2 separate regions of the Homo sapiens genome follow, and region 2 is linked to region 1. A link is an interaction called in ENCODE POLR2A ChIA-PET data of the cell type or tissue named here. Cell type or tissue: GM12878. All regions are shown on one strand. Links, peaks and the distances in the headings refer to the core of each region. The heading gives the core; the rest is flanking DNA. Region 1 has its middle 31 kb from the start of LINC01814. Region 2 has its middle 130 kb from the start of LINC01814.

Region 1 (5,378 bases), core at 330-5,329:
AGTATGGAGGCCTCAGGGTGGTCTGAATTGTTCATGAAAGCTTAGGACACCAAGAGCTAGTGTTGCAACAGAACAGGGAAGAACCTGCATGGCCTTTTGTGACCTCACCATGGAAGTCAGACATGTCACTTCCATTGGTGGACGGTCACATGTCCACCCAGATTCAAACAGAGGGGACATAAACCTCACTTCTCAATGGGAGAAATGTCAAATAATTTGTGGATATGTTTTAAAGCTGCTTCAGCCTCCCTTATCACATATTAAATTTCCATTTATAATGGATCTGTTTCTAGACTCTAACATGTCCCAGTGGTCTATTTGTTTAACCCCGCTCCAACATCACCTGCCATCCTACAGACTTTTCTTCTCGGTTATGACAATATTTTAAAATTTCTAAAATAAAACTTTGGTTAGAAAGTAATATTACCTGTAAGCAATGATTTTTTTTGTGTGTCCATTGGGGGTTCATGGAGTTTTTAGGGTGGGTACACATGATATTATGCGCTGACATCTTGTAATTATATCTCTACTTCTTAGAGGAGAATTTCAGCACCTGTTGAGTTCATCTACCTCACCCCTGACCATTTTATAGGGCAAAGAAGCCCATGCAAAGACATTAAGTGGTTTGGCCATGGTCCCTAGCATGTTGGAGGCAGGGCTGGCCCCGGAACCCAGGTCTCCTGACTGCAGCATGGTGCCCTGCCTATCAGGCTGGCTGGATTCTTCACACCCCAGCCTTCGTTGGTTACATTGTGCTCACTATTGATGGTTGCCTGTGGCCGTTGACAAGGGTTTTGGTTACCTGTATGTATGATGCTGACAGTAAACTGTGGAGCAAACGCGCCTCCTGCACGGTGAGACAGCCCCCAGGTAGAAACGGCGTCTTGGCTGGTGCCCCACACTGCACGGTTACTTCAACCTTCATGCACTGAGCACTGCACCAACTGCCAGAAGAATGTATTGGCCATTTTCATCATTTCTACACTGGATGCTGGGTTTGGGATTTAGAGATCAGCTGTGGAGTAGGCTGACCTCTTACCAATGCCCTGGGAAAATGCGGTTCAAATTAATCGTCATTCCCTGGGCTGTTGGGAGCTGCTTGCAGGGAATATCTCCCTGGAGGTCTCTTTTTTGCTTTGCCCTGAACTTTAAGACCCTCAGAACTTTCTGTAAGAGGCTGGCCTTTTAGAGCTGAGAGGGACTTCTGTAACCTAAACTAGGTTAACCAGACTTGGATATTTGGCAGACATTTTCTTGAAAATAAATGAAGTAAGCCTGTGGCTTCAGGAAAAATAACTGATAGTATCTGTTGCCATACAATTAGACCTTTCGTGTGAAAATTAAAATTTTAGAAAACTTGTATCCATTGCTGTGAGCTTGATAGCTTCCTAACACCTCCGGACTTTTCTGATGGAATTCATGATCATATTAATGCACTGGCTGTGTAATGAAATGTGTTGACGTTTGATAGATCACACGTCAGTGAATCAATATTTGCCAAATGACCAATACATTTATTGCAAAATCATGAGTGGGTAAACAAATGATCTATTCAAAGTGCAGGATAGCTAATAGATTTTAATGTAGTCATATAAAAAAAATAGGTGAGATGGGTTCTCATTCAACAGTGCAGCTAACCTATGAGAAACTATCATGATTTGAATTTTGGTATAGTATGGAAGAGGAATAGCCACAATTGTCTGAAAAGTCTATTACAGACATGTCCCTCTTTTCTAGCTACATATTTGTTTCGGGCTGAATTTTCTTCACATGCCTCAGCTAAAGTGATCTAATGGCCCAGGCTGAGGGCAGAAGCAGATCTGACAACCTGGCTGTTTTCTAAGTCAGACACCCAGGAGCTTTGAACAGGCATAAATTATTGCCATTCTTCTCACTGATATTTTTGTTTTGAAAAGTATAGTGGCTGGGGCACGGTGGCTCACGCTTGTAATCCCAGCACTTTGGGAGGCCGAGGCAGATGGATTACTTGAGGTCAGTAGTTCGAGACCAGCCTGGCCAACATGATGAAACCCTGTCTTTACTAAAAACACAAAAATTAGCTGGGCATGGTTGTGGGCGCCTGTAACCCCAGCTACTGGAGAGGCTGAGGCAGGAGAATCGCTTGAAACCGTGAGGCAGAGGTTGCAGTGAGCTGACATTGGGCCACTGCCACTCCAGCCTGGGTGACAGAGCAAGACTCTGTCTCAAAAAAAAAAAAAAAAAAAAAAAAAGAAAGAAAGAAAATGTAGTTATTTTTCTTAAAATATGAAATTTATGTTTACATGTCATGAATTATTGTTATTTTTGATACAAGTTGATACATATTTTAAAATTTTCTCAGTTTTAATTTGTAAAACAGCAAATGCCATCAAATCTAAACTCACATGAACAAAAGCTTTTGAGGATGCTGAATAATTTTTAAGAGGGCAAAGTGGTCCTGAGGCCAAAAAATCTGAGAGAGGCTGCTTTTCAGAAAAACCTACCTTAGTTTAAACAGTTAAGAGACCTCTGCACAGGCACCTGGTTGGTGAGGCCTATGCCAGGTGCAAGGGCGGCCCCCCGGCTGTTACCTGTGAGCTTTCACCAGGTCTGACTTCTGCCTTTTAGGCAAATGACCTGGATCCTGTGGGGCATGACTCGGAGACCACTGGGCATGTCTCCTCTTCGGCGTGCTATTTAAAAGCAAATGAAATGGTACCAGCGTGTATTTCTGAACGAGTGTGAAAAGAGAACGTCAGAATAGAAAGTTCAACGGTAACTGTGCAATGAGTAATGTGGGTGTTCTCTAATGGGGACCAGGAAAAGGGAAACTTGTCGGGAAGACGGGGTGTATGCTGATGTCAGGAGGTCTTGTGTGAGGCTGCTGAGGCCCTCCCAGATCTGCTTCACATCCGCTTCTCACATCTGCATCTGAGGCCCCGCTGTCTCACCCCCGAGTGTGGAAAAGGGGGACTCGGCTGCACCCTCCCTGTGCTCGCCCCCATTGTTCTCTACACCCTCTGTGCGTGTGCTGCTGAGTTTATAGTCCGGGATTGTGGGTGGAAAGACAGCTTTGTATTTCTGAATGTTAAGAAGATAGAGTAAAGCCACTTCAGTGTATTCTTTTTTTTTTCCCGCAAAGGTATATCCATGGACAATTTTCACCTTTGTCTTTCCTGGGATTATGTGTATATGCCCTCTGTCCCCACCCTGTTCTGGATTCAGAGATGAATTGGACTTGTCAAGAAAGTGCTCAAAGTCTCGTTGGGAACTAGATAGAAAGATCGAAAACTACACAGGGGTCTGAGGGGATGTGATGAGTCATCTTCCAGACAGTGACTGCAGTGGGCGTCTAGAGAGGGCTGTGCCCTGACGGTGGTGTGGTGGGGTAGTGAGAACGGATCCGGGGAGAAGGAGATTTGGGGGAGGGAGAAAGTAGTCACATGGGGCTGCATAGAAGCAGGTGTTCAGAGGGAAGGGAATTGAGAACTGCTCCCCAGGAGAGCTGGAAGGCTAAGTCCAGGTGACCCATACGGAGTCACCAGGTAGTGAAGACAAGAGCAGGGTGCAGGCATGGGGAGGCAAACCCAGATGATTTTCTGAGCAGTTGGCTTGTGGTCATGAGTGTTTTGATTTCACTGATCCCGCTGAACACACACTGCCTCTTGCCAAGTCCAGCCTTGAAGAGTTGGAGTCATCTGGAAAAATTCATAATTAAGGGAGGGCATGAACTTGACCTTGAAGGGCCACCAGGATTTGGGTAAGAAGAATGGGAAAAGCATTTGAGGGTTAGGAAAGGGGTAGATGAAGGCTTAGAAGTGGGAAGGTGCCAGGCATGTGGACCGGGGGACTGGAGCCAGGGGGTGGTGTGGGGAGTGGGCCGGGCTGTGAAGCTGAAGGCCCTGCAGGCCAGACTCAAGCATGGTCCTTGCCTGTTGGCTGTGGGAGCCACGGATGGTCTTTGAACAGCAATTAGGACTGTATGACAGGGCCCTTATCATGACACCTGGGAGTGACTGAAGGAGCAGTGGAAACGCCAGGACCATTAGGGTTTCTCTTCATTGAGGGCAGTCAAAGAGAAAAGGAGAGATGAAAAAAATCACTGCTTTAGAGGAATTGGGGGCTGACTGGAATCGTATGGCAAGGGAGCGGAGGAGTGAGGGATGGTGCCAAGTTTTCGGCCTGACACCAGCGAAATACAAATACGCTTGTGTTTCTTTACATAGCCGAGCGCGCAGATGATCTTTAAGACGTGCTCGTCTGATTTGGCACTTGGATTCTGGGAGGAACAGGAGGAAGAAATCTCTCAGACTGGGAATCAAGTTTTAGCTCCCCTTGGGGCTATTATTATTACCTAAGGAACACAGTCAGGCTCCTGGGTGAAGAATCAAACTAAGGACAGTGGTGTCTGTGACCTGGGCTCCTCCATGGGCCCGTGTGGCCGGCAGCCTCTAGGACTGCCTGGTGACCCCCACTGCTGTTGTCACAGCCTCTCATCGTGCCCATCCCTGGAGCGTGGGCTGGATCTCAGGACTTGCTTCTCGTGGATAGACCACAGACTACAGCAAAGGTGACAATATGCCGCTTCCGTGATGAGGCCACATGTCTTGCTCACTGTCACTCATGCCTTTGCTTGGTCACTCACCCTGAAGGAAGTCACTGGCCTCGGGACAGGCCCCCATGTAAGGAATCGAGGTCTCCAGCCAACAGCTATGTGAGTGAGCTTGGAACCAAATCCTACCCCAAGCAGGCCCCGAGATGACCACAGGTTGTCAGCTTGATTGCAGCTTGTGAGATGCCCGGAGCCAGGGGGACCAGCTGGCCACTCCCAGGTCCCCGGCCCACAGGGACTATGACATAATCTACTTGTGTTGCGTTAGGCTGCTGAACTTGGGGAAATTCATTGCACAGCTATAGATAGCCGACACATCCAAACTCTCCTGGTGGTGTTGAAGAGCACTGGCCCCGAAGCCAGATGCCTGTGTGCAAATCCTGGCTCTGCCATTTACAAGCTGCACAACCTTAAGTAAATTAGTTGGTTCTATGTGCCTCAGTCCCTTCACCTGTAAAATGGGAATAAGAATAACGCCTGTGTCATGAGGTGACTGTGAGGATTAAATAAGGTAGCCCCTGCACATCGCTTGGCATCGTGTTAGCACTCAGTCAGTATCAGCTCCCATCCCCACGATTACTATTGTCTACCCTTGAAGGCCAGCCAAGGGCCCATCCCACCTATAGCTTCTTCTTACTGCCCCAGCACCTGCTGGCCTCTCCTTGGCACTGTACACTCTGGTTCTCCATTAAAAACTCTTGAATTTGTTCTCTGAGGGTCTCAGATGTGTCACCTCTTCTCTTCCCAACTGTGTTAGTCCATTTTGCATTGCTGTAAGGGAAGACCT
Region 2 (5,378 bases), core at 264-5,263, 96 kb after region 1:
TACTGAATAACCACGCTTATTTCATCAAAATAAGTAGTGTTTAAAGGGCCAAATGAAATCAAAAAGTGGTCCAAAGTCACTACTTTCTATTTCCAATTGCTTTGGGGCATCAGTTATTGAGAAGAATGCCTGGGTGAATTTGAAGTATCAGATGCATGTGTGTGCATGTATGCAGAGTAGTGGCAGGAAACCTGTATGACCAGCCTGGGAAGGACGTGATGTTCCTAAAGTGGAAGGGACCACTAGGATTATGAGAGCCAAGTCAAAGTTTGGGAACTCATTCTGGCTTTTGAAAATTCCACTTGCATGACTGATGTGGTTTATGCCATGGATGCCAGTTAGTGTGCAACTCCTTGCAAAATTCTGCCGGGTCAAGTCAGTGTAGCTTAGGTGGTGAGGGCATGGGATTTAATGCCCAAATGTTTAAGGCCCAGGGGCCTGAGTTTGAGTCCTGACATCACTTCAGAGCTGGGACTCCGTTACGACAGCTTACAGCAGAAGGTCTGGTCACAGACTGGCTCTGGCCCATGTGGGGTGCGGGGTCTGGGCTGGTGTCCTGCTTGTTTCTGGCTGGCACTTGTGAGAACATGAGCATCAGACATTCATGCTCCCCGTCTTCTGTGCATGTGAGTAGCGGTGTGAGGAAGGTGGTAATTCTCATTTCAGTATGAAATATGCTCTCAACACAAAAACAACCTACAAAACCAGAGGTGGGGGCAGGCCAATAAATGCACGTTAGTCTCAAACCTGACCCCATTAGAACAGCCACCCCACTCCCACCTGGAGTAGAAAGTCTGGAGAAAGGAAAAAAAATGACTTAAATCTTCTCTCCAGCCCTTCAACTTGCTGGCACGTCGCATTTGAAATGCATTCCTTCTCTAAGCTGGAAATTAGGATTTTCAAGTAATACATGAAAAACCAGTACGAAAATAAATACTGCAATAGTGGGGCCAGGATCCCTGGCCGCTCACAGAAATGTTATAGAAACTAGGCAGAATATGAGGTATTTTCCTGTGTTGTCATGCAGCACTTAATTTTTATGCTGATTATATATTTCTTATTCAATGTTATTTAACACCTGTGAAATTGACTTGACTTGGTAAGACGGCAGACTGTGGGATGGGGGTAGGGGTGAGAATCCTTCACAAGTCTTAAACGGAATTAAACCTGCGTGCTTATATTAACAAGGTAACAAGAAAAAAACCGGTCCAAACAGAAAACGGCCGGAAACCCAATGAGGTCCTAAATATAGTACAGTAGGTAATAAAGGATAAATATTTCTAGGAAGTAAAAGCCAAGAAGATAAATACCAGGTAGGCTGCACCTGCCTTCCTTATCTAACCTTTTAAGAATGCTATCGCTGGTTCCTGTTTGTCCACACCTCCAGCTGAGGGGGGAGGTGTTCCTGGGGGCAGATTGTGTTTGCAGTCGCATCTCTCCACGTCGCCTTCGCTGGTTCCGGCCTGGATGTTTTATTTCACTTTATGGGTTCACCCACCGCGGGGAGGAAGGCTAGCAAACCCGGGCTCAGGATGCTCCCTGGCGCTTCTTCGGTTATTTATTTAATCAATTTCAGCACGTAAAGGAGACCTTACTTATTTCTCAACACTTCTTTCTGTTTCCTGAAAGGCTGAAAAAAAGATGTATGTATGTATGTATGTATGTATGTATGTATGTATGTATGCATGCTCCTAAATATGTATTCAGTAAAGTTGGTAAAAAAAACACAAAGATTGGGTGGCCTGGCTGCTGCGCAGACCTGCACAGCGGGCTCAGCCCTCCCTGCACCCACCCCCGCCCCCTCGCCGACCTCCCCTGCACCTTCCATTACTCCCGCACCCACGTCTCGTCCCCCGCATCGGGCCCAGGGAGCGCAGAAGCCGGCGCGGCGGTGTTCGGGGTGGTGGTGGGGTGGGTAGTAGAGAGAGGGGAGGGCGTTCAGCGGCCCAGCAGGTGCTGCCCTCATCCGAGGCAGGCGCGGCGGGAGACAGCCTCCGCCCCACCCCGCCCCTTAACCCCGCGCCCCAGCCCGTTTACCCCGCCCGGGAGCGGCCTCCACGCCCGCCGGGCGCGTCCGGGCTGCGCCCCGACAGGAGTCCGGTGGAGCCACCTCCAACCCCCTAGGCGGCCGGGCAGGTGCAGGTGCGGGGCTGCCCTCCGCCCAGCCCAGGGCTGTTGACGCAGGTGACCCGGGTCTAAGAATCCCATCGGTCCACAGCCAGCATTCTAGGGCCCTGGGGACTGGGGTTCTTGGAAACCTCGTCAGCTGAGAGAACTCAGTTTCCCCTCTGGAGAGGTTTCAGACAGCGCGGCCCCAGACCGGGGAAGCTAGCGACTAGGCGTCCCCCCAGCCTCACAGTGGACGAGGCTGCAGTCGGGGCCTGACGGGGCCTGACCAGCGCGCCCCCTGACGCTGGCCCTTCCAGGTGCTCTCGGTGGGCACCACTGCCCGCGGTCCGCGTGATTCTTGCCCAAGTCTGTGGAGGGCCACAAAGCACCTCTTGTCATACAATTTTTAAGCGCCTCTATTCTCCCTTGGCTTAGTGGGCAACTTGCCCATTGCCCATCTCCAAATTAGGTCCCCAAAATGAGCCGTGAAATAGCGGATGATGGATGTTGCAGCCTTGGGTAAGAGCGCTCAGCTGGGTTTGTGAACAGCGTGGTTGAAGCTTCTGCAGAGGGGCCGTGAACTCTGGCCAGAGTCCGCGCTTTGGAAGAGCCCGCAGGGAATCTCAGGGATCTGCTACCTTACAAAGAAAACCGGCCTTATCCAGCCTCCTCTGCAGCACCCCCGGCCCCTCTCCCGCTTGGTGAGGCTGCAGGCCTGGGTGGGGTGGGGTGGCGGTGGGAGCATTGCTGATGCTCTCTGTACGGGCAGGGAGAAGCCTGGCTTTGGGTTAATGCTGCAGACAGGCCTGCGTGCGGGAGCCTTTGAAGGGCTTGCCGGGTTGGAAGCGGGAGGGTGGTTTAGTTTCCGAAAGCAGACTGCTTTCATTTTCTTGGTTGCCTTCTTTATCAAGATACTTCATTCTTTGACGTTTCCTGCCCAGAACCCTTTGAAGAAAGTCTTTTTTTGCTGAGTGTGCACTGTGCTCTAATAAGGCCCGTTGTGAGAGTCCCTTCTGTTGCCTGGCCCTGTGCTAAACGGTGAATAGGGGAGGCTGGGATGCGTCCCTGCCTGCTGTCCCCTCCCAGCGAGATCCGGAGAACCAGGGGAACCAGTGTTAGGGGCAGGACAGTGCCAGTGTCGAATGGCCTCTGAGATGGCAGCGTCCCCTCCGTGTGCCATCGCACTGTCGGAGAGAGCCTGTCCTAGTTTCAAAGAACTTGGGAAAAAATATTCTAAGCATCCTCAGAAGACAGGCGCTGTTGCCTAAGCGCCTCTGTTAGTCAGTTGCCCCTGACTTCTAGGTCTGAGCACAACCCTGAGTGTCTCAGCACTGTGGTCAACATGAAGAGGGCCTTCCAAGGGGGCCGTGTCAGTTATGTGGTATTTAGTATCTGGGTCAAGATGAAAAAAAAAAAAACACCAAAAAAGTTTTTCTGTTAGAAGGTTTCTCACCAGTAATTCTCCAAGACATACTTTCTGGTGTTTAATGAAAATGTTGAACTCTTCGCTGACCATCGACATGGGGAAGAACCCCACTGAGCTCATGAAATCTCCTTGTCTGCTACTTTGGTTGGCCATGTCTGCTCTGATCTTGGACAGCACCATTTCCCTTTCTTTGTGTGTTTTCCAAATGGGAGGCGGAGGCAGGCGCAGGGCCATCTCCCCAGCCTGGTGCTTTTCCTGTGTCTTTGTGAGCGGGGAGTCATTGCGGCAATACCCCGGCTCCACTGGTCACAGCTCACAGTCTTTGAGTGTGGTGGAGGCCAGGCAAGACAGCAGGCATCCAGGCCAGGACCCAGCCTTAGGTTACACTTTGCAGGGAACGTCCAGAGGAACTTTAAGGGGTGCTGGACTCCGGCGGGCCTTCCCTGGGGAATGGCCCTAAGAGAGCCACTAGAGCCGCTGACTTTCCTGGTCTCCATAAAGCAGGGGCCCCTCTTCCTGCTGCAGTGGCCCTGCTCACCCATGTGAGGATGCACCATGGTGCTAGGGTGTCTCAAGACTGGGCGACAGGTGAATGGAGGAAAGAGAAGAGCGAATCTTGTGATCCACTGGGTGTGCGGTGGTGAGATGCTGCTGTCTTGGAGAGGGTTGTGGCTTTGGGCAGATTTTATAGCATTTGTGTAACAGCTGTTATGCTTCTGCAAATCCTCTCCCTTCACTTTGGAACTCTGTCATCCTTGGCCTGCCACCTGGGGCTGTCTGGCTGCACGTCCTGAATATTTGTGTTCAAAAATGTGGAGTCGGGAGCTGGACTGTCTGGGCTGGAACCAGGCTTTGCCAATCGTTAGTTGTAGGACTTAAGTCTCTTTGTGCCTTGGTTTCCTCTTTTGCCAATTGGGGATAATAACAGTTTCAGCTTCACAGGGTGGGTGTAAGGGTTGAATGAGTGAATGTAAGTGAAGCACTTAGGATGGGGGCTGGGAGGCACAGCCCATGTGGTGAGGGCCTGCGGCGGTCATTTCACTGCTGTGTTGTTTGGCTGAGCCATATATCTTAATCCAGCTATTGGTATGTGACTTGGAATTTTCTTATTTTTTAAAAAAGAGACAGTGAGGGAGAAAATATAATTGACCTGTTTCACTGCGAGACTGACTGGACACCCTTTGCTAATGTGTGCTCTGGGGTTCCCATTTCTTAGTGGATTCACATTGGCATCACTGATTAACTTCATGGGAGCTTCCAGGTCTTTAGACAGCTTGGGATAGTGAAACTTGGGTTGTGTTTTAGAAGAAACTGGATCTGAACATCGGTATCATAAACTGTTTACCCTGGCAAGGGCTGCACTGAAGGGCAACCTATTCCTGGAGGTGTTGGTCTAGGTCTAGTCAGTACTAGCTCCAAGTTTATATGAAATGCAGCTTTAGGAGATTATCAATCAACATACCCCCAGCTCTTTGAACATAAAACAATGGAAAGTATGGCGGTTGTATCAGTTTCCATGCGTATCCGAGTGTAGCATGACTCGTCAAAGGAAAATCTCTGGAATACCCAAATGAAGCCAAGGGCTGGGCGGAGGCGTGCTATGTGCTTCTGATGAGTGAGTGCCGGGCAGCGGGTCAGGCTGGGATGTCTCCAGCAGGAAGCGCGTATGCGGCCCGCCAGGCTGCACCTGTTCTCACTTGGAATGCCCTTGCATTCTCAGGTGCAAGTCCTGAAGATGTTTTCTGAAATTCTTTCTCCTCCATGAATCCCTTTATGGCAATAATTCTGGACTGAGAGCTCTGGGGGGTGGGCTTGGGAACCTGTGAGTCACCGGAGCATGTGC

Evidence for each region. ChIA-PET counts read pairs that join two places held together with the same protein. Peaks named below come from ENCODE experiments on the same cell type or tissue, not always from the same donor. Only the 100,000 strongest peaks of a DNase experiment are listed, where the experiment ranks them.
Region 2: POLR2A ChIA-PET joins it to region 1 with 5 read pairs; 4 of 35 experiments call an interaction of 5 or more read pairs at or near these places.

Annotation. Positions count from the first base shown.
Region 1 is chr2:8,549,932-8,555,309 of GRCh38, reverse strand. No RefSeq gene overlaps it. Among named protein-coding and RNA genes, the nearest start is that of LINC01814, 31 kb to the left of the region's middle. In GM12878, for the core only: no CTCF peak of the experiment used is centred there; a DNase peak (open chromatin) is centred at 3,327; H3K4me3 peaks cover 792 bases; H3K27ac peaks cover 416 bases.
Region 2 is chr2:8,453,861-8,459,238 of GRCh38, reverse strand. No RefSeq gene overlaps it. Among named protein-coding and RNA genes, the nearest start is that of LINC01814, 130 kb to the left of the region's middle. In GM12878, for the core only: no CTCF peak of the experiment used is centred there; no DNase peak of the experiment used is centred there.